2 separate regions of the Homo sapiens genome follow, and region 2 is linked to region 1. A link is an interaction called in ENCODE POLR2A ChIA-PET data of the cell type or tissue named here. Cell type or tissue: GM12878. All regions are shown on one strand. Links, peaks and the distances in the headings refer to the core of each region. The heading gives the core; the rest is flanking DNA.

Region 1 (10,077 bases), core at 3,967-8,966:
CAGAGACTACAGTCATGCACCACCATGCCCAGGTAACTTTTTTTTTAACGTCCTGTAGAGACAGGGTCTCGCTGTGTTGCCCAGGGTGGTCTCAAACTCCTGCTCTCAAGCAATCTTCTTGCCTCAGCCTACCAAGTCTGTGCCCAGTAAGCACTAAGTTTTGATGATGCTCTTCTCTGGGATATTAAAGGACTAGTGGTGGGTCACATAAAATTTGGTGGTTTGTTATAAATTGGTTTATATCATTTTCTAGTTTCTTCATATGCAACTATCCAGACTCCACAGTGGACTACAGAGTCCCTGAGGATGGAGGCAGTACCTGAGCACAAAGGCTTGTACCTGCAGTAGCCTGGAAATAATGCTGGCTAACATGAAGAATTCGTGTAGGGAGGCTGGGCATGGTGGCTCATGTCTATAATCCAAGCACTTTGGGAGGCCGAGGCAGATGGATTGCCTGAGTTCAGGAGTTCGAGACCAGCCGGGCAACCTAGCAAATCCTGTCTCTACAGGAAATTTAAAAATTAGTCAGGTGTCATAGTGCACACCTGTAGCCCAGCTACTCAGGGAGGATCACTTGAGCCTGGGAAGTTGAGGCTGGAGTGAGCTATGATCATGCCACTGCACTCCAACCCGGGTGACAGAGCAAGACCCTGTCTCGACAAAAACCTAAATATATATATTTATATATAATAAAACCTAAATATATATATATATGTATGTGTGTATATATATATATATATATATATATATATATATATATATATATATGAAATTCAGATAGGTAAATATATACCTATTTAAACAAACCCATAGAGCAGACTCATGGATCACTATTAACCCAGAGGATTTCTAGTAAAACTAGGTTTAGTCAATCATACACTCTGTTATGAAATAGGTGACATCATTGCAGTGGAAGCCAATTGCATTATATCAATACACGAAGTCAGTAGCCACATCAAGAGGACATCAGGGTGTCACTGAGATAATATCGAGGCATTAAAAATCCAGCCAGCATCCCAAGGAGACTTTCAAAAGAGTCAAAGGTCCAGAAATCATGGGATAGGAATGGTTGATGGAACTCTGCCCATTGGAGAAGAGAAAACTTAGCAGACTGAGATGTGGCGTGGTTGAGATGGCAGAATGATGCCACTGCCTTCAAATGTTGCAAAAATTTAACAAGGATACAGTAAGCTCAGAGAAGTCACCCCTGGAGACACAATTTGGGGAGCTGTCACCATACAAGTGGCAGTTTATATTATGCGAGCTGATGGGAGTGTTCAAAAAGCAATAGAAATGGGGAATTAGGCAGTAATGTGACAGCTCCTGGCCATGGAGAAAGAAAGGGCAGAGGAGGTGAAGTCTACAAAGTGGATGAGAAAGAGAGCTATATAGTGATAGGTATTGTTTCAACACAAGGTAATAAAGAAGGCTGTTCTACGAAGAGCCACAGAAAGTAGTGAGTTCTCTGTAGAATCAGAGGTATTTGTATTGTGAGAAATCATTTTGAAGACGAACAGTAAGAGTTTGCCCAGCTCCAGGATTCTGTGGAATAATGTCAATATTTGATTTACAAGCAAGGGGAAGAGGAGATTTTTAAGGGGTGCGGCTGAGATACAGAAAACTTCCTTTTCTTTTTTTTTTTTTTTTTTGAGACATAGTCTCACTCTGTCACCCAGGCTGGAGTGCAGTGGCACGATCTCAGCTCACTGCAAACTCTGCCTCCCGGGTTCCAGCGATTCTCCTGCCTCAGCCTCCTGAGTACCGGGGACTACAGGCATGAGCCACCACACCCAGCTAACTTTTGTATTTTTTAGTAGAGATGGGGTTCCACCATGTTGGCCAGGCTGGTTTTGAACTCCAGACCTCAAGTGATCCATCCGCCTCGGCCTCCCAAAGTGCTAGGATTACAGGTGTGAACCAGCACGCCTGGCCCAGAAAACTTTTTTTAAGGAGAGAATTACCTTATTGACAAGGACTGGGAGGGAATGCAGGGGGGAGAAAAGAAGCAAGAGGCAAGAAGACCAGTGGGTGAAGGTTGCCAGAGCCCAAACGTTAGTTAATGAAATGGTCTTCATTTTTCCTTGAACAGAAACAATCAGGACGAATCAGGTCTGACACTGGATTTGAATATATGAAAATTTGGGGGACCACGTCAGAAACTCAAGTTTTGATGGTCTGGAAATAAGGGCCTAATTGGGATGAGAGAAACAGCCATGGAGAACAAGGAGCTGATGCAAGAGAGAGGAAGAGGAAGAATTACCAGAATGTGGTGACTTCCTGCATAGGATAAGGAGAGAAAAGAAAAAGTAAATAAGCTCGTGCTGGTTTACAGTGTGATACGGCTTGGCTGGGTCTCTACCCAAATCTCATCTTGAATTGTAGCTCCCAGAATTCCCACATGTCATGGGAGGGACCTGGTGGGAGGTAATTGAATAATGGGGGCGGGTCTTTCCTGTGCTGTTCTTGTGACAGTGAATACGTTTCACGGATCTGATGGTTTTATAAAGGGGAGTTGCCCTGCACATGCACTCTTGCCTGCTGCCATGTAAGACATGACTTTACTCCTTATTTGCCTTCAGCCATTATTGTGAGGCCTCCCCAGCGATGTGGAACTGTGAGTCCATCAAACCTCTTTCCTTTATAAATTACCCAGTCTCAGGTATGTCTTTATTACCAGCATGAGAACAGACTAATACACTGGATATAGTAGGGCAAGGAAGATAAAGCCTGCAGTCAACTATGACAAAATTATTGATCTTTTTCATGTATAATGCCCAAGACCAAACTGTAAAGGAAATGTGGATAGCTTAAACTACGTGAAAAATAAAAATTCTCCATATCAAAAACACCAAAGTAAAATTAAAAGACTAATGATAACTCTGAAATGTATGCTACATCAAATTCAACATACTTATTGTTTGATGATCTTGTGCAATTTAAGCAAATGAACATCCTTAATGTTTACAGAACTCGTAAATCAGTAGCAAAAAAAAAAAATGGACATACCAACAGAAAAAGAGATCAAGGACAAAAATATATGATTTTTAGAAAATACAAATAGTCAATAAATCTATGAGAAAATGTTAAACATGGTAGATAACAGATTCACTAAGAGAAACTGGAGTGTTCTGAGAAGTAACTGGTAAGCAGCAGTGTTTAGTTAATGGGGTCTTACCAATTAATGATCTCTCAGAGGTGCTGAAAGGTGAGTTCCATTTCCTTCAGGTTAGCCCGTGTGTCCAGCAGTGCACAGATGTCACTAGTGCTGTGTGTTTCAGTTGTCAGGGCCAGCGCGGAGCAGTGAGGTGCTCAAGGCTCCCTCGGGGCAATCTTTTTTTTTTTTTTTTTTTTTTTTTTTTTGAGACGGAGTCTCGCTCTTTCGTCCAGGCCGGACTGCAGCGGCGCTATCTCGGCTCACTGCAAGCTCCGCCTCCCGGGTTCACGCCATTCTCCTGCCTCAGCCTCCCGAGTAGCTGGGACTATACAGGCGTCCACCACCACGCCCGGCTCATTTTTCTGTATTTTTAGTAGAGACGGGGTTTCACCGTGTTAGCCAGGATGGTCCCCTTGGGGCAGTCTTGACTCAACTACTCATTGGCTCTGTGATCTTCTAACTCCTGTGCCTCAATCTCCTCATTTCTAAAGGGGAGACTATCATTGTTCTTGCATATCAAGATTCGCAAATCAACTAAAATAATACAGACAATGTGTTTAAAATTATGCCTGGTACATAGTACTTGCTCAATAAATATTTGCTCTTACTTTACTGCAACTACAACAGCTACTACTACTATGATCACCACCACCGTTACCTAAAGCAGATCAAGAGCAAAATCTCATGGAATATGTTAAAACCTTAAGCCAGGTAAAATGTTGCCCAAAATGGTCTTTTAAACTTGCCCTGCCCAGGATTCCTGACGTGTTCATAGTCTGAATTAATTGTACTCCAAAGGACTCAAAAGAACACCCAAAATATAGCTCTAGGTCCCAAGACAGTCTGGGAACCTCCACAAATATTCTAGGATTATCCTACTGCCAATGTACCTTCTCAATGAAGATCTGCTCCAGTTTCAGGCTAGCCTTGTAGCTCAATGTTATCACACATCTACTGATATTCCAGGAAAATAACTCTCTTATTTCCTGGAATACACAGTTTGGTGTGTATATAAATAGCTTTCTTCATTCCCCCAACCATCTCACTTGTTTATTATGAATTCTGGCAGGCATCCCTAGAATGGAGCCATAATTCCAGAAAAATCAGGAAGTGTTAATGAGAGAAGGGGAAAGTACTGGATTAAAGTTCAGCCTCCAGTACATTTTAAGCTCTCTGAAATTGTTTCCTCCCTCATAAAATGGGAATTATGTCTGCTTGGTCAACTTTACAACACTGGCATGGAGGCCTAGTGAGAACATGAAATGAAAACCATAACATAATAAAACATAAATATGACATAAAATAACACATAATACCTCTGTTAATGTAAAACATTTCTGAGATACTAATGATCTCACCATTCTGGTGTTCATTCTTCTCAAAGAATAAAAGAAACCTACAAAATTCTCCAAAATCGAGGAATATTACTCACAGGATATATTTTCCTTCAGTTTTATTGCCACTTCTACCACTTTTCAGAGTCATTCTGAAGATTTAACACGATCACATTTTTAATGAAAATAGTAAATTCAGTTTGAGGTCATAACACTTATATTCAATGAATGATTACTACAGACCAGTTGCTATGCTAGGAACTTTACACGCATGATCTTATGAAATTTCTTAAAACAGCACTCCAAGAAAGAAACTAAGTTGTCTCTGTTTTGCTCACGAAAAAATTAAGGCTCAAAGAATTCAAATAACTCACATAAGGTTTCATGGTCAATGTCAAGGCTAGGATTTGAATCCAGGCCAGTTTTCCTTTACATATATTCCTGGGGCACACCATTTACTGACTGATGACTCACTCTCTCCTGAAGACCAGCCTCACAGGGCTCATGACACCAGCCTGGACCTTCAGGGAAGCTCTCAGATAAGCCTCATCAACATCAAATCATGAATGTTCAGGGTCTATGAAATTTCACATAAACAACTATTTGACTATTCCTCAAAAATAATTCATATGCTCAATCCTTACTTTGTCTAGTAGCAATTATTTTTGCATCATCTTCATGTAGCAATCAAGACATGACACCCTATATATTACCCCATATATTATAAGAGCCAAATGCACTCTGGGTGAAATTATGTTAATGACATTAAAAGCACTGCATTTTTCTGGCTGCACCTGGTGGCTTACGCCTGTAATCCCAGCACTTTGGGAGACCAAAGTGGGCGGATCACTTGAGGTCAGGAGTTGGAGACTAGCCTGGCCAATATGGTGAAACTGTGCCTCTACTAAAAATAAAAAAATTAGCCAGGCGTGGTGGCGCACACCTGTAATCCCAGCTACTCAGGAGGCTGAGATGAGACAATAGCTTAAACCCCAGAGGTGGAGGTTGCAGTGAGCGGATATCATGCCACTGCATTCTAGCCTGGGCAACAGAGTAAGACTTCATCTCAAAAAACACAAAACAAAACAAATAAACAAAAAAAGCATTGCATTTTTCTTGAAACACACCTGGCATTCAAAGTCAGAAAAAATAAAGGAAAAGAAAATTGTATGAGATACAGGAAATTGTATGGAATCAGACAGACCTAGGCTCACAAATCCTAGCTCCCCCATTACATAGCTTTTTTTTTTTTTTTTGAGACAGGGTTTTGCTGTGTGACCCAGGCTAGAGTGCAGTGGCATGATCTCAACACACTGCAGCCTTGATCTCCAGGGCTCAAGTGATCGTCCCCCTTTAGCTCCCAGAGCAGCTGAGACTACAGTCACGTACCACCATGCCTGGCTAATTTTTTAATTTTTTTGTAGAGACAGGGTCTCACTACGTTGCCTAGGCTGGTCTTGAACTCCTGTGCTCAAGCGATCCTCACACCTAAGCCTCTCAAAGTCTTGGGATTACAGGCAGGAGCTACCATGCCTGGCTCCACTTGCTAGCTTTATCAGTTGACAAAGTTAATTACTTCAAGTTTCAGTTTCTTTGTCTATAAAATGAGAACTTTAGCATGTACACTTCGCTGAGTTGTTGTAAAGTTTAAACTTAACAGTACAGAAGGTGTAAAGCTCCTAGAACAGTGCTCAGTGGCTGCTTCTCTTCTATGCCAGTAAAAGATAACTATATGATAATGCTCACGAATGTGGCCAGAAGGAAACAGTTTCAGTTTCACTGAAATTACAGATAACCTGTCCACTGTCTAAACACTATTTAAAACACGTGTGGCCAGCAACACCGGCAAAACAGAAACTAAAGACTGGAAGTGTATTTCCCAAAAGAAATCACTGAGAGATGTAGTCATGACAACCCGAAACACTTTAGCACAGGGGAGGTACCTGAGCCAGATGCACAACATGAAATCTGAACAGACACCAGAGATGACTGGTATACCACATGCACTAAGGGGCAGAAACAAAAGCCTACTCTGTTCCTTAACTCTCAATTGCCCCAGGAGAATGGGACCTTGTCCTTCAAAGAGGCAGTTTGGGACAGTGGCTAGAAGTACCCATTATGGAGTCAGGTAGACCTAGGTCCAAAGTCTGCCTCTTCCACTCTGTCTAGTTCACTGACTTTGGGAGAGCTGCTGAAACTCTCTAATCGGCAATTTTCTCTAGGCAATAATAACGATAAACTCATAAAAATTCTACTTTAGGCTGGGCACAGTGGTTCATGCCCGTAATCCCAGCACTTTGGGAGGCTGAGGCGGGCAGATCACTTGAGGTCAGGAGTTCGAGACCAGCCTGGCCAACATGGGGAAAATCCATCTCTACTAAAAATACAAAAATTAGTCGGGTGTGGTCGTGCACAACTGTAATCCCCACTACTCAGGAGGCTGAGGCAAGAGAATCGTGTGAACCTGGGAGGCAGAGGTACAGGGAGCCTAGATCGCTCCTCTGCACTCCAGCCTGGGCAACAGAGCTAGACTCCATCTCAAAAAGAAAAAAAATACTTTATGAGGTGAAGTAGATATTTCTCTGTCTTTTTGTTTTTCAGAGTTGGGGGTCTCCATCTGTCACCCAGGCTAGAGTGCAGTGGCACAATCATAGATCACTGCAGGCTCAAACTCCTGGGCTCAAGCCAACCTCTTGAATAGCTGGGACTACAGGCGTGCACCACCACATCCTGCTGATTTTGTAATGTTTTGTAGAGACGAGGTCTCACTATGTTGCCCAGGCTGATCTCTAACTCTGGGCTTCAATCAATCCTCCCACCTTGGCCTCCCAAAGTGTTGGGATTAAAGGTGTAAGCCACTGTGCCTGGCCTATGAAGTACGTGTTTCTGTACCACCTCATATCAGTACTTACATGGCACATAATCAGTGATCTATAAAGAATCAATTATAGCCTAATAATAATAACAGTAAGTTATATGGGAAGGTTTGCTGCCTAAATGACATTCAGAATCTAGAGTCTTAGGGATTTGAGTCAATGTGAAAACAAAAAACCAAAATACAAAAAAACCCAAGAGCTTCTTCCTGGGCTGTGGTGGGCCAGTTTCCCATTGGTTTATTCCTGTTGTCATTTGAACCTTCCACCATTCCCTCAAAATTCCAACCCAGCCAGGAATCTTGGACAGTCAAAGCCACCCCTACAGGGTGTGAGAGGTGGAGGGTCAAGCCCAGCTCCAAGCTACCCCTTAGGTGACCCTGGGGCTCTGGTCAAGGTTTGGAAAGCCCCTAAACCCTACTGATAAAAGCAGTGCCAACAACATAATGCTTTATTTCCAGAAACCCCTTAAGACCCCTGCTTTCGGGAAAATGAAAGTCTCCTGGCAAGGTTCGCAGAAGTAGCCACATCTGGGATCGGTACCTAAAGACAGCACCATGAACTTCACATGTCAGCTCTCCATCAGCATCCTCCCAACCTCAGCAATGGTATTTCTAGCTCTATTGCAGAGTCTATTATTTTTACATTTCTGCCCTTGCGTGGATGTGCAAATTCCCAGTGCCTCACTTTTCACATGTGTTCTATGTCATTCGCTTTCAAAATAAAACATCGGCCGGGAGCAGTGGCTTATGCCTATAATCCCAGCACTTTGGGAGGCCGAGGCAGGCAGATCACCTGAGGTCAGGAATTCAAGACCAGCATGGCCAACATGAAGAAACCCTGTCTCTATTAAAAATACAAAAAAAAAAAAAAACATTAGCCGGGAGTGGTGGCAGGACCCTGTAATCCCAGCAACTCAGGAGGCTGAGGCAGGATAATTGCTTGAACCCAGGAGGCGGAAGTTGCAGTGAGCTGAGATCGTGCCACTGCACTCCAGCCTGGACAATAAGAGTGAAACTCTGTCTCAAATAAATAAATAAATAAATAAATAAATAAAACATCAGTATGAAAGAAAAATTAGCTTATATTAACTTATTAAAGAAAAGAGAGAAGTCCAAGATGAGTAAGAATCAGATCTGAAGATCTAAAAGGAAAAATACATTAATATCAGAGACTATTTGTTCTCAATACCCTTATGTGGATCAGTATACCCATTAGCTAAACTGCTAGTTAAATTAACATTAAATCCTGATTTATTTAAAATATCTCTGTATTGTTATTGAAGTACTTTCCTCCCCTACAAGGGTAACAGAATTTACCAACACAGTAAATTATTTATTTTTAAAGTCTAAGTAGGCCAGCTTTGGCAGCTCACGCCTGTAATCTCAGCACTTTGGGAGGCCAAGACGGGTGGATTGTTTGAGCCCAGGAGTTTGGAACCAGCCTGAGCAATGTGGCAAAACCTCATCTTTATAAAAAACACAAAAAAAGTAGCCGGGTGTGGTGGTGTGCACCTGTAGTCCCAGCTACTCAGGAGGTCGAGGTAGGAGGATCACCTGAGCCCCCTGGGGAGGTTGAGGCTGCTGTGAGCAATGATCACGCCACTGCACTCCAACCTGGGCAACAGAGCCACACCCAGTCTCAAAATAAAAAATAAGTAAATAAAAAGTCTAAAGGAACCAGTTGTTTTAAAAGTCGTAGTTAATGGTCAAAGTATGACGTAAGCCTGCAAAATGCAATGTAAATAATTAAAAATAGACATTACTTTCAGTTTTACGCAAAATTAAAATTCTACATTACCATCTTCTGATTATGAGTTGTGTAAGCTCACTCCGATAAGTTTATGTAATTTAGTGTCCAGGAGAATTAAGTCCAACATTTACTACTTAGAATAGCATGAACTGGCACAAACTCCAGTCTTACTAACCCATCTCATGTGTTATTATCACTCAGTATAAATGACTGTAGAAAAATTAAGGAAGATACCATAATATCCATACATTCACAGAAGCAGTAATTGTAGCCTCCCATTAATGTCACATTCTATCCTTACGCTCTGCTCACATCCTTACCCACAGTATGTTAGAACATATCTTTCAGGAATACTTATACACTGTTAGTGGGAGTCTAAATTAGTTTAACCATTGTGGAAGACAGTGTGGTGATTCCTCAAAGACCTAAAGACAGAAATACCATTCGACTCAGCAATTTCAATACTGGGTATATACCCAAAGGAATATAAATCATTCTATTATACAGACACATGCACCCGTATGTTCGTTGCAGTACTATTCACAATGGCAAAGACAGGAAACCAACCTAAATGCCCATCAGTGATAGAATGGATAAAGAAAATGTGGCATATATACTTTATCGAATGCTATGCAATCATGAAAAAGAACAAGATCATGTCCTTTGCAGGGACATGGATGGAGCTGGAGGCCATTACTTTTAGCAAACTAACGCAGGAACAGAAAACCAAATCCCACATGTTCTCATTTATAAGTGGGAGCTAAATGATGAGAACACATGCACACACAGAGGGGAACAACACACACCGGGGCCTTCCAGAGGGTGAACGGTGGGAGGGAGAGGATCAGGAAAAACAACTAATAGGTACTAGGCTTAATACCTGGGTGATGAAATAATCTGTACGACAAATCCCCATGACACAAGTTAACCTATGTAACAAACCTGCACTTAAAAGTTAAAAGTC
Region 2 (10,077 bases), core at 3,148-8,147, 130 kb after region 1:
AGGTGGGGAAAAGATTGAGAAATCGGATGGTTGCCGTGTCTGTGTAGAAAGAAGTAGACATGGGAGACTTTTCATTTTGTTCTGCACTAAGAAAAATTCCTCTGCCTTGGGATCCTGTTGATCTGTGACCTTACCCCCAACCCTCTCTCTGAAACATGTGCTGTGTCCACTCAGAGTTAAATGGATTAAGGGCGGTGCAAGATGTGCTTTGTTAAACAGATGCTTGAAGGCAGCATGCTCGTTAAGAGTCATCAACAATCCCTAATCTCAAGTAATCAGGGACACAAACACTGCGGAAGGCCGCAGGGTCCTCTGCCTAGGAAAACCAGAGACCTTTGTTCACTTGTTTATCTGCTGACCTTCCCTCCACTATTGTCCCATGACCCTGCCAAATCCCCCTCTGTGAGAAACACCCAAGAATTATCAATAAAATAATAAATTAAAAAAAAAAAAAAGATTTGTTATAAAGCTATGGCAATCAAGACAACATGGTACTGGCATAAAGACAGACAAGAAGATCAGTAGAACAGAATAGACCTAACAGAAATATATTCATACGTAAATGGACAACTGATTTTTGACAAGGTAAAGAAGCAATTCAGCAGAGAAAAGATAGGTTTTCAACAAATGGCCCTGGAACACTTGGATATTTATAAGCAAAAATATGAACCTCATTTCATACCTTGTATCATATACAAAAATTAACTCAAAATGGATCATAGACCCAAATAAAAACCTCAAATATTAAATTTCCAGAAGAAAATAGTACAAAACCTTTGTTACCTTGGGTTAGGCAATAATTTCCTAGATATAACAATACAAACTCAATCCTTCAAAGAAAAAAATTGACAAACAGAACTTCATCGAAATTAATAACTTCTGCCCTGTGAAAAGTACTGTCAAGAAAATTCTCCCACTGGCTCATGCCTGGAATCACAGCACTTTAGTGGGAGGATTGCTTGAGCTCAGGAATTCAAGACTGGCCTGGGCAACACAGTGAGACTCTGTTTCTAAAAAAATAAATAAATAAAAATTCTCCCATGAACTGGGAAAAAATATTTGCAAATCATATATCTGATAAAAGATTTTTACCTAGAAAATATATAGTAGTCTCAAAACTTAATAATTAAAGAAAGCAATTAATACACCACAAAATTCAGCAACAGGCAGAGTTGTGGTGGCTCACTCCTGTAAATCCCAGCGCTTTGGGAGGCCAAGGTGGGCAGATCACGAAGTCAGGAGTTCGAGACCAGCCTGGCCAACATGGCGAAACCCCATCTCCACTAAAAATACAAAAAAATTAGCCAGGTGTCGTAGCAGGCACCTGTAATCCCAGCTATTTGGGAGGCTGAGACAGGATAATCGCTTGAACCTGGGAGGCAGAGGTTGCAGTGAGCCGAGACCACACCACTGCACTCCAGCCTGAGCAACACAGCGAGACACTGTCTCAAAAAAAAAAATTAGCTGGGTATGGTAGCTTGCACCTGTAATCCCAGCTACTTGGGAGGCTGAGAGAGGAGAATCGCTTGAACCCGGGAGGCAGAGGTTGCAGTGAGCGGAGACCACACCATTGCACTCCAGCCTGGGCAACAGAGCGAGACTCTGTCTCAAAAAAAAAAAAAATTAGCTGGGTATGGTGGCTTGCACCTGTAATCCCAGCTACTTGGGAGGCTGAGACACGAGAATCACTTGAACCCGGGAGATGGAACTGAGATCGTGCCACTGCACGCCAGCCTGGGTGACAGAGTGAGACCCTGTCTAAAAAAAAAAAAAAAAGAAAGAAAAAAAAATTGGGCAGATTTGAACAGTAACTATACCAAGGAAAATATACAACTGACAAATAAGCACATGAAAAGCAACAGCATAATTAGTCATTAGGGAAGTGAAAATTAAAACCACAATGAAATAATACACCTATTAGAATGTCTAAAATTTCGAAGACTGACTACACCAAGTGTTGACTAGGATGTGGAGCAACTGAAACTCTCCTACACAGCTGATGGGAATGTAAAATGGTGCAACCACTTTAGAAAAACTGGAAAAATTTGAGAAGTGCATGTATGTGCTAGCTGTTTCCTTTCACCTCTTACTCTTAAGGGCAAGATGGGTCTCCAGCAGCTATACTAGAGCCACCTGTGAAACTGGCCAGGGTTCTTGCTCAAACCAGCATGATGTGATCCAAAAATACAGCTTCAATATGTTCCCCAGTATGCAAAGGATATAGGTTTCATTAAGTTGTACTAAGGGAACTTCCTTGAATGGATTATCCAGGTCATCCATCCCATGAAAGAAACCATGCTAACTCTTTGTGCAAAAAGTAAAAAATTTGTAAATCTCTTTAAAAAATTAGAAAACAGGCCAGGTGCGGTGGCTCATGCCTGTAATCCCAGCACTTTGGGAGGCCGAGGCAGGTGAATCACGAGGTCAGGAGATCGAGACCATCCTGGCTAACATGGCGAAACACCATCTCTACTAAAAATACAAAAAATTAGCCAGGCATGGTTGACGGCGCCTGTAATCCCAGCTACTCGGGAGGCTGAGGCAGAAGAATGGGTGAACCTGGAAGGCGGAGCTTGCAGTGAGCAGAGATCGCACCACTGCACTCCAGCCTGGATGACAGAGCGAGACTCCGTCTCAAAAAAAAAAAAAGTTAGAAAACAGTGTGGTTTCTTAAAAAGTTAGGCATACACTTACTATGTTACTCAGTCGTTCTGTGTTTCAGTATTTACCTAAAAGAAATGAAGGCGTATCTTTTTTTTTTTTTTTAAGATAGGGTATTGCTATGTTGCCCAGCCTGGCCTCAAATTCCTGGCCTCAAGCTATCCTCTAACCCTGGCCTCTCAAAGTGCTGGGACTATATGCATGAGCCACTATGCCCAGCTTGAAAGCATATCTTTATATAGGCTGGTACACAAATGTTCATGGATCCTTTATTTGTAACTGGAAAAAAACCCAAATGCTTTTGGTGAATGAATGGATAAACAAATTGTAGGATATCCATACGATGGAATAACTGCTCAGCAATAAAACAAAATAAACTGTTAATCTATGCACACATATGGATGAATCTCTATTTCAGGATCAGCAATATAATGTGTGGGGCCCAGTGCAAAAGGAAAATGTAGGTCTTCTTGTTCACAAAGCATTAAGAACTTCAAAAACAAAGACAGTGGAGCATTCAAAAAACCAGGGAGGCTTTCTCTTTTTTTTTTTCCTGAGACAGAGTCTCACTCTCTCACCCAGTCTGGAGTGCAGTGGTGCTATCTCGGCTCACTGCAAGCTCCACCTCCTGGGTTGAAGGGATTCTCCTGCCTCAGCCTCCCATGTAGCTGGGACTACAGGCGTGTGCCACCACACCCGGCTAATTTTTTGTATTTTTAGTAGAGACGGGATTTCATCGTGTTAGCCAGGATGGTCTCGATTTCCTGACCTCGTGATCTTCCTGCCTTGGCCTCCCAAAGTGCTGGGATTACAGTCATGAGGCACTGTGCCCAGCCCAAACAAGCACAGAGCCCTTGTCAGTGCAAGACTCTATGGACTACACAGATCACATGCCCATGGGCCAGCCAAGGACCAGCTCAGAGTAATTACCCCAAGTGAACAAAAAAACAAAGTCAACAAAGAGTACGTCTTGTATGATTCTATTTATACAACCTTCTTGCAAATGCAAACTACTCTGCAGTGATAGAAAGCAGATGAGTGGTTGCCAGGGGAGGAGGTGGGGATTACAAAAGGGCAGGAGGACACTTTTCCAGGTGATGGATATGTTCTCTGTCTTGATTGTGGTGAAAGTTTCACAGAGGACACATTCGTCAAAACTTATTAAATGGTATACTTTAAATATATGCAGTTTGTTCTATGTCATTTATAACTCCACAAAGCTGTTCAAAATTGCAAAACACTAATGGGTTTTTGAGAAGGATTTTTAAAAATATAGTTTGTGATCTCTCATATGCATTTCTTCTTCATAGACAAAACATACACAAGTGTAAATTAAGGAAAAGCAGAAAATGATATACAATTAAATGCCAAAAGAAACGATACATTATCACTACAAACTATTGGTATCACTACAAACTATTTGTGTCACTACAAACTGTTGGAAAAGCAGAAAATGATGTACAATGAAATGCCAAAAGAAACGACACATTATCACTACAAACTGTTGGAGAATTTAATGTACATTTAAGTGGTCAGGGAAAGACACTTAAAAGAATTGGGATTTGAAACATCTTTGAAGAATGAATGAGATTTTCAAAACATTCTTGTTTGTATAAGGGAAAACAGCAGCTTGGGGAGCAGTTGGGAAGGGAAAACAACAGGTTAGGGAGGGTGAACAGAAAGGAGATTTGGATTAAAGTCTCTCTAGGTCACTTTTTGGACAGGGAACAGACCTGCCTGGCTGGATCAGAGGATTTCCATGGCATGGACTAGGAGGTAATATTCCATTGGCCTCTATGGGCTTAGGTTATAAAAGAGAGCTCTCAATGCCTTTGTTCTAAAGGCAAGGGCTATTCCTTAGACTGGGAAAATAATATGATGTTTTGAGAAGTAAAATAAAGTTATATATGAGGTGCCATTCCAAACCTTATTTGCCCTCAGGACACCTTACCCTCAGTGGAGCTACCTACCTCAACTTTCTTTTCCCTACCTCAAAATATCTCTATCTCCATTTTCTTTATTCCTGTCTGAGAAAGAAGGATTTTTTTCTCTTTTTGAAATCTAATCCAGCCAGGTGTGGTGGCTCATGCCTGTAATCCTAACACTTTGGGAGGGCGAGGCAGGTGGATCACCTGAGATCAGGAATTTGAGACCAATCTGGCCAACATGGCAAAAACCCATCTCTACTAAAAATACAAAAATTAGCTGGATGTGGTGGTGGGTGCCTGGAATCCCAGCTAATCGGGAGAATCGCTGGACCCATGAGGCAGATGTTGCAGTGAGCCGAGATCATGCCACTGCACTCCAGCCTTGGAGACGAGTGAGACTTCGTGTCAAAAACAAAAACAAAAACAAAACCCTAATCTTTTCATCCATCTTCTTAATCCCTCATCATTCCACTGTCGGAGCCATCTTGCTTCATAAAATAGCCCATTCCAAATAGATAATCAATCTCTCCCTCTTTCATGACACCTTCGGCAAATAAAAAACAACGAATAAAATCTTATTTTCATTCTCTTGTTATCTTAATATATCTCCTTATTCATGTCTTTTGCAGCAACTTGGATGGAGCTGGAGGCCATTATTCTAAGTGAAGCAACCCAGGAATGGAAAACCAAATACCATATATTCTCACTCATCATTGGGAGCTAAGCTATAGGTATGCAAAGGCACACAGAGTGGTGTAGTGAACAGTGGAGACTCAGAAGCAGGGAGGTGGGGAGGGCGTTGAGGGATTAAAAAAAACTACATATTGGGTACAACGTACACTACTCAGGTGACAGGTGCACTAAAATCTCAGACTTCACCACTATATGCTTCATTCATGAAACCAGAAACCACTTGTACCCCAAAAGCTAATTTTATTTTATTTTATTTATTTGTTTATTTATTTTTGAGACGGAGTCTCGCTTGTCTCCCAGTCTCAGCTCACTGCAAGCTCCGCCTTCCGGGTTCACGTCATTCTCCTGCCTCAGCCTCCCGAGTAGCAGGAATTACAGGCCCCCGCCACCACGCCCAGCTAATTTTTTGTATTTTTAGTAGAGACGGGGTTTCAGTGTGTTAGCCAGGATGGTCTCGATCTCCCGACCTCATGATCCGCCCGCCTAGGCCTCCCAAAGTGCTGGGATTACAGGCGTGAGCCACTGCGCCCGGTCCTTTATTTTATTTTTTTAAGATATCTCCTTATTCATCCTGCTCTTCAGCTGAAACTGAAGTTCTCCTCACCATCCACTTTCCAACGACTATTGCCACCCACCCAGTTCTGGTCTTTCTTACTTATCTCCTAGACTACAGCTCTCATTTCTTGCATCCCCTCATACCAATTTATTTGATACACTGCTGCAAAATTAATTGTTTTTTTGAGACAGAGTCTCACTCTGTCACCCAGGCTGGAGTGCAGTGGTGCCATCTCCGCTCATTGCAACCTCTCCTTCCTAGATTCAAGCGATTCTCCCGCCTCAGCCTCCTGAGTAGCTGGGATTATAGGTGCACGCCATCACGCTTCACTAATTTTTGTATTTTTAGTAAAGACGGGGTTTCCCATGTTGGCCAGGCTGGTCTTGAATCCCTGACCTCAGGTGATCTGCCCACCTCAGCCTCCCAAAGTGCTGAGATTATAGGGGTGACCCACAGCGCCCGGCCCAAATTAATCTTTGAGAACAGAGTTTCTTCGCTGTGGTTTTCATACTGAAAATCTTTAGAAGCTCATACTGCCTTTTAAAATAGAGTGGTTCTCCCTGTGTATCTATTTTATCCTTCTTCTCTAATACCTCTAACATTTCGTTAATCTGCACGACTCACTTCTCCTCAAACTTGTTTGTTTTTCCCGCCCCCGTGTTCATGATCAGCTCTCAGCCTGCAATACCCTCTGCGATTTGTTGAAATCATACTTATTCTTTAAGCATTTAAAAGTGATTTCTTGCATGAGTCATTGTCTGATTCTCCAAACAAATTACATTTTTCGACAGCTCTTTAGCTCCCAAAGCACTTTGTAATCCTCTTTCCAAATTTATTATATTCTGCAATTCATAATAGAACACGGGCTTTGGAGTCAGTGGTCCTTCAAAATCACCGCCCATTGGCTGAGAAGCTTGGGCAAGTTTCTTAACTTCTCCAGGCTTCAATGAGCTCATTTGTAAAATGTGGATAGTAATACCTGAAAAGATTGTGTGGATTAAATCAGCTGAAGTGTCTGGCACATGAGAGGTGGCATGTTAATAACATATCTTAGAATATATTAATTTGTATGAAATTCTTATCCATTTTATAACAATTGTTAGCTTCATGAAAACAGGCTCCATGTTTCACTCATTTTGGTATCACCTATTTCTACATAGTACATGGTAAATTCACATTTTATAGGGACGATTTTATAAATCTGTTGAAATATTATTTATTCTTAGGGCATTTAAAAGTTTATTTTTCAAAATGTTATTACATTGAACTTTGTAACATGCATTACTGTTGTGAAAATGAGTTCTATCTTGTGGCAGATTCGATGCTTTAAAGGAATATTTGGTAGGGAAACTATTAACTGCAAAATACGAAGGCATTCTGCCACAACATTTGGGTTTCATGTTAAACATATCAGTATTATAAATTCTACACGTTAAAATATGTAGTGTTCATGGCATTTATAAATCAATTTTAATAATTTATACTCAACGAAATGAATCTATCTTATGTGTTCAGTATGATGAGATTTTTTTTTTTTTTGAGACGAGTCTCTGTTGCCCAGACCAGAGTTCAGCGGCATGATCTCGGCTCACTGCAACCTCTGCCTGCAGGTTCAAGCGATTCTCATCCCTCAGCCTCCCGAATAGCTGGGACTACAGGCGTGCACCACCACGCCTGGCTAATTTTTGTATTTTTAGTAGAGACGGTGTTTCACCATGTTTGCCATGCTGGTCTCGAACTCTTGACTTCAGATGATCTGCCCACCTCAGCCTCCCAAAGTGCTGGTATTACAGGCATGAACCACTGTACCCGGCCGGTATGATGAGTTGCAACAAATATGTAGAGCTGTGTAACCACCACAATCAACATGGTGAACATTCACACTACTACAAAAGCTTTCCTGTATTTATTCTTAGTCTAGTCTCCCTACAGGAATCCCCAACTTCAGGAAACAACCTTTTTTGTTTTCTGTCCGTTTAGATTAGATTTTGCTTTTCTAGAGTTTTATATAAAAGTAATCATATACTATATAATATTTTGTGTCTGGCTTCTTTTGCTCAGCACAAAGTTAATGAGATTCATTCATGTGCCATGTACAATAGTATGTTCCTTTTTATTGCTGAGTAATATTCCATTGTATGAATACACTACAATTTGTTTATTCATTCACACATTGATGGACACATGAGTTATTTTCAGTTTGAATTACTATTACTAAAGCTGCTATGAACATTTGGTTTCAAGACTTAGTGTAGACATATGTTTTTATTTCTCTTGGTTAAATACCAAGAGTGAAATTACTGGATCATATGCTAAGTAAGTGTATATTGATGTAAGAAATTGCCAAATTATATTCCAAAGCAGTATTCTTTTTAGCCTTGTATGAGAATGCCAATCCCTGCTAACATTTTAAAATATTAGCCACTTGAGTGGTTGTGTGGTGCTATCTCATTGTGGGTTTAATTTGCATTTCCCAAATGACTAATAAGATTCAGCACTTTTGCATGTGCTATTGGGCATTTCTTTTTTACTTTTTTTTTTTGAGATGGAGTTTTGCTCTTGTAGCCCAGGCTGGAGTGCAGTGGTGCCATCTCGGCTCACTGCAACCTCCGCCTCCCAGGTTCAAGTGATTCTCCTGCCTCAGACTCCCAAGTAGCTGGGATTACAGGGGCGTGCCACTACGCCCAGCTAATTTTTGTATTTTTAGTAGAGACGGAGTTTTGCCATGTTGACCAAGGTGGTCTCAAACTCCTGACCTCAGGTGATCCGCCTGCCTTAGCCTCCCCAAATGCTGAGATTACAGGCGTGAGCCACAGTGCCTGGCCGGCTATTGGCCATTTCTATATCTTTGTGAAGTGTGTATTCAAATCTTTTGCTCATTTCAAAAAATTGAATTGTTTTATTAAGTTGTAAGCTTTCATTATATGTTCCAGATACAAATTCCTTGTTAGAGACATCTGTCGTGAATATTTTCACTTTTTTAATGTTGTCTTGAAAACACAGATGTTTCCCATTTTGATGAAGTTCAATCTGTCTTTTATTTCCTTTTTATGATTAGTGCTTTTTTCTACCTCCAAAATCTTCACCTTCCCCAAAGTCACAAAGATTGTTCTGTATTTTCTTAGAAATTATGTAATTATAGCTTCATGATTAGGTCTGTCATTCATTTCAACTTAATATTTATCTATGGTGTGAGGTAAGATTTATTTTTTGATATGGGTATCCAGTCATTTCATTTACTGAAAAGATTATATTTTCCACATGGAAATTACCTTAGCTTCTTATAAAAATCAATTGACCACATACATATGGGTCTATCCCTGGACTTGATTCTGTTTCACTGATTTCTATGTCTCACCTTATGTGTACCACAGTGTGTTGAAAACTAGTTTTATAGTAAGTCTTTAAACCAGATGTATATGTGCTCCAACTTTCTTCTTCCTATGTACCTCTGCATGAATTTTATAGTTAGCTTGTCAAGTTAAAAAAAAATCTGCTGGGATTTGGAGAGAATTGACATTTAACAGTATGGAGTCTTCCAATTCATGAACAGGCAACAGCTATTTATTTAGATCTTTCATTTCTCTCAGCAGAGATTTATAGTTTTGAGCAATGATTTATAATTTTCAGTGTATACGTCTCACACATATTTTGTGAAATTTATGCCTATATAGTTCATGTTTTTGGATGCTGATTAACGTTGTATGGTTTATTTTAAATTTCATTTTCCAGTTGTTCCGTGTACACATGTAGAAAAACAATTGATTTTTGTTATGTTGATCTTGTAGTTCCAGGAGGTTTTTTTTTTTTAGGATTCCTCGAGATTCCTGGGATTTTCTAGGAAACACATTGCTCTCATTTGCAAACAGTTTTACTTCTTTCTTCCCTTTATTTTATTTTTATTCTTTTTCGAAAAGAAGTCTCGCTCTGTCACCCAGGCTGGAGTGCAATGGGGCGATCTCAAATCACTGCAACCTGTGCCTCCTGGGTTCAAGCGATTCTCCTGCCTCAACTCCTGAGTAGCTGGGATTACAGGCGCCCGCCACCATGCCCCGCTAATTTTTGTATTTTTAGTAGAGACGGGGTTTCACCATGTTAGTCAGGCTGGCCTCAAACTCCTGACCTCAAGTGATCTGCCTACCTCGGCCTCCCAAAGTGCTAGGATTACAGGGGTGAGCCACCACACCCAGCCTTCCTTTCCTTTTTTTTTTATTTTTTTGAGACAGAGTCTCACTCTGT

Evidence for each region. Peaks named below come from ENCODE experiments on the same cell type or tissue, not always from the same donor. Only the 100,000 strongest peaks of a DNase experiment are listed, where the experiment ranks them.
Region 2: POLR2A ChIA-PET joins it to region 1 with 9 read pairs; 5 of 35 experiments call an interaction of 5 or more read pairs at or near these places.

The regions. Positions count from the first base shown.
Region 1 is chr10:17,753,266-17,763,342 of GRCh38, reverse strand. All of the region lies in intron 1 of TMEM236 (transmembrane protein 236), which reads right to left. Among named protein-coding and RNA genes, the nearest start is that of TMEM236, 6.1 kb to the right of the region's middle. In GM12878, for the core only: no CTCF peak of the experiment used is centred there; a DNase peak (open chromatin) is centred at 6,362; H3K4me3 peaks cover 879 bases.
Region 2 is chr10:17,618,723-17,628,799 of GRCh38, reverse strand. No RefSeq gene overlaps it. Among named protein-coding and RNA genes, the nearest start is that of HACD1, 6.4 kb to the right of the region's middle. RefSeq lists a silencer at 5,726-5,948. In GM12878, for the core only: no CTCF peak of the experiment used is centred there; no DNase peak of the experiment used is centred there.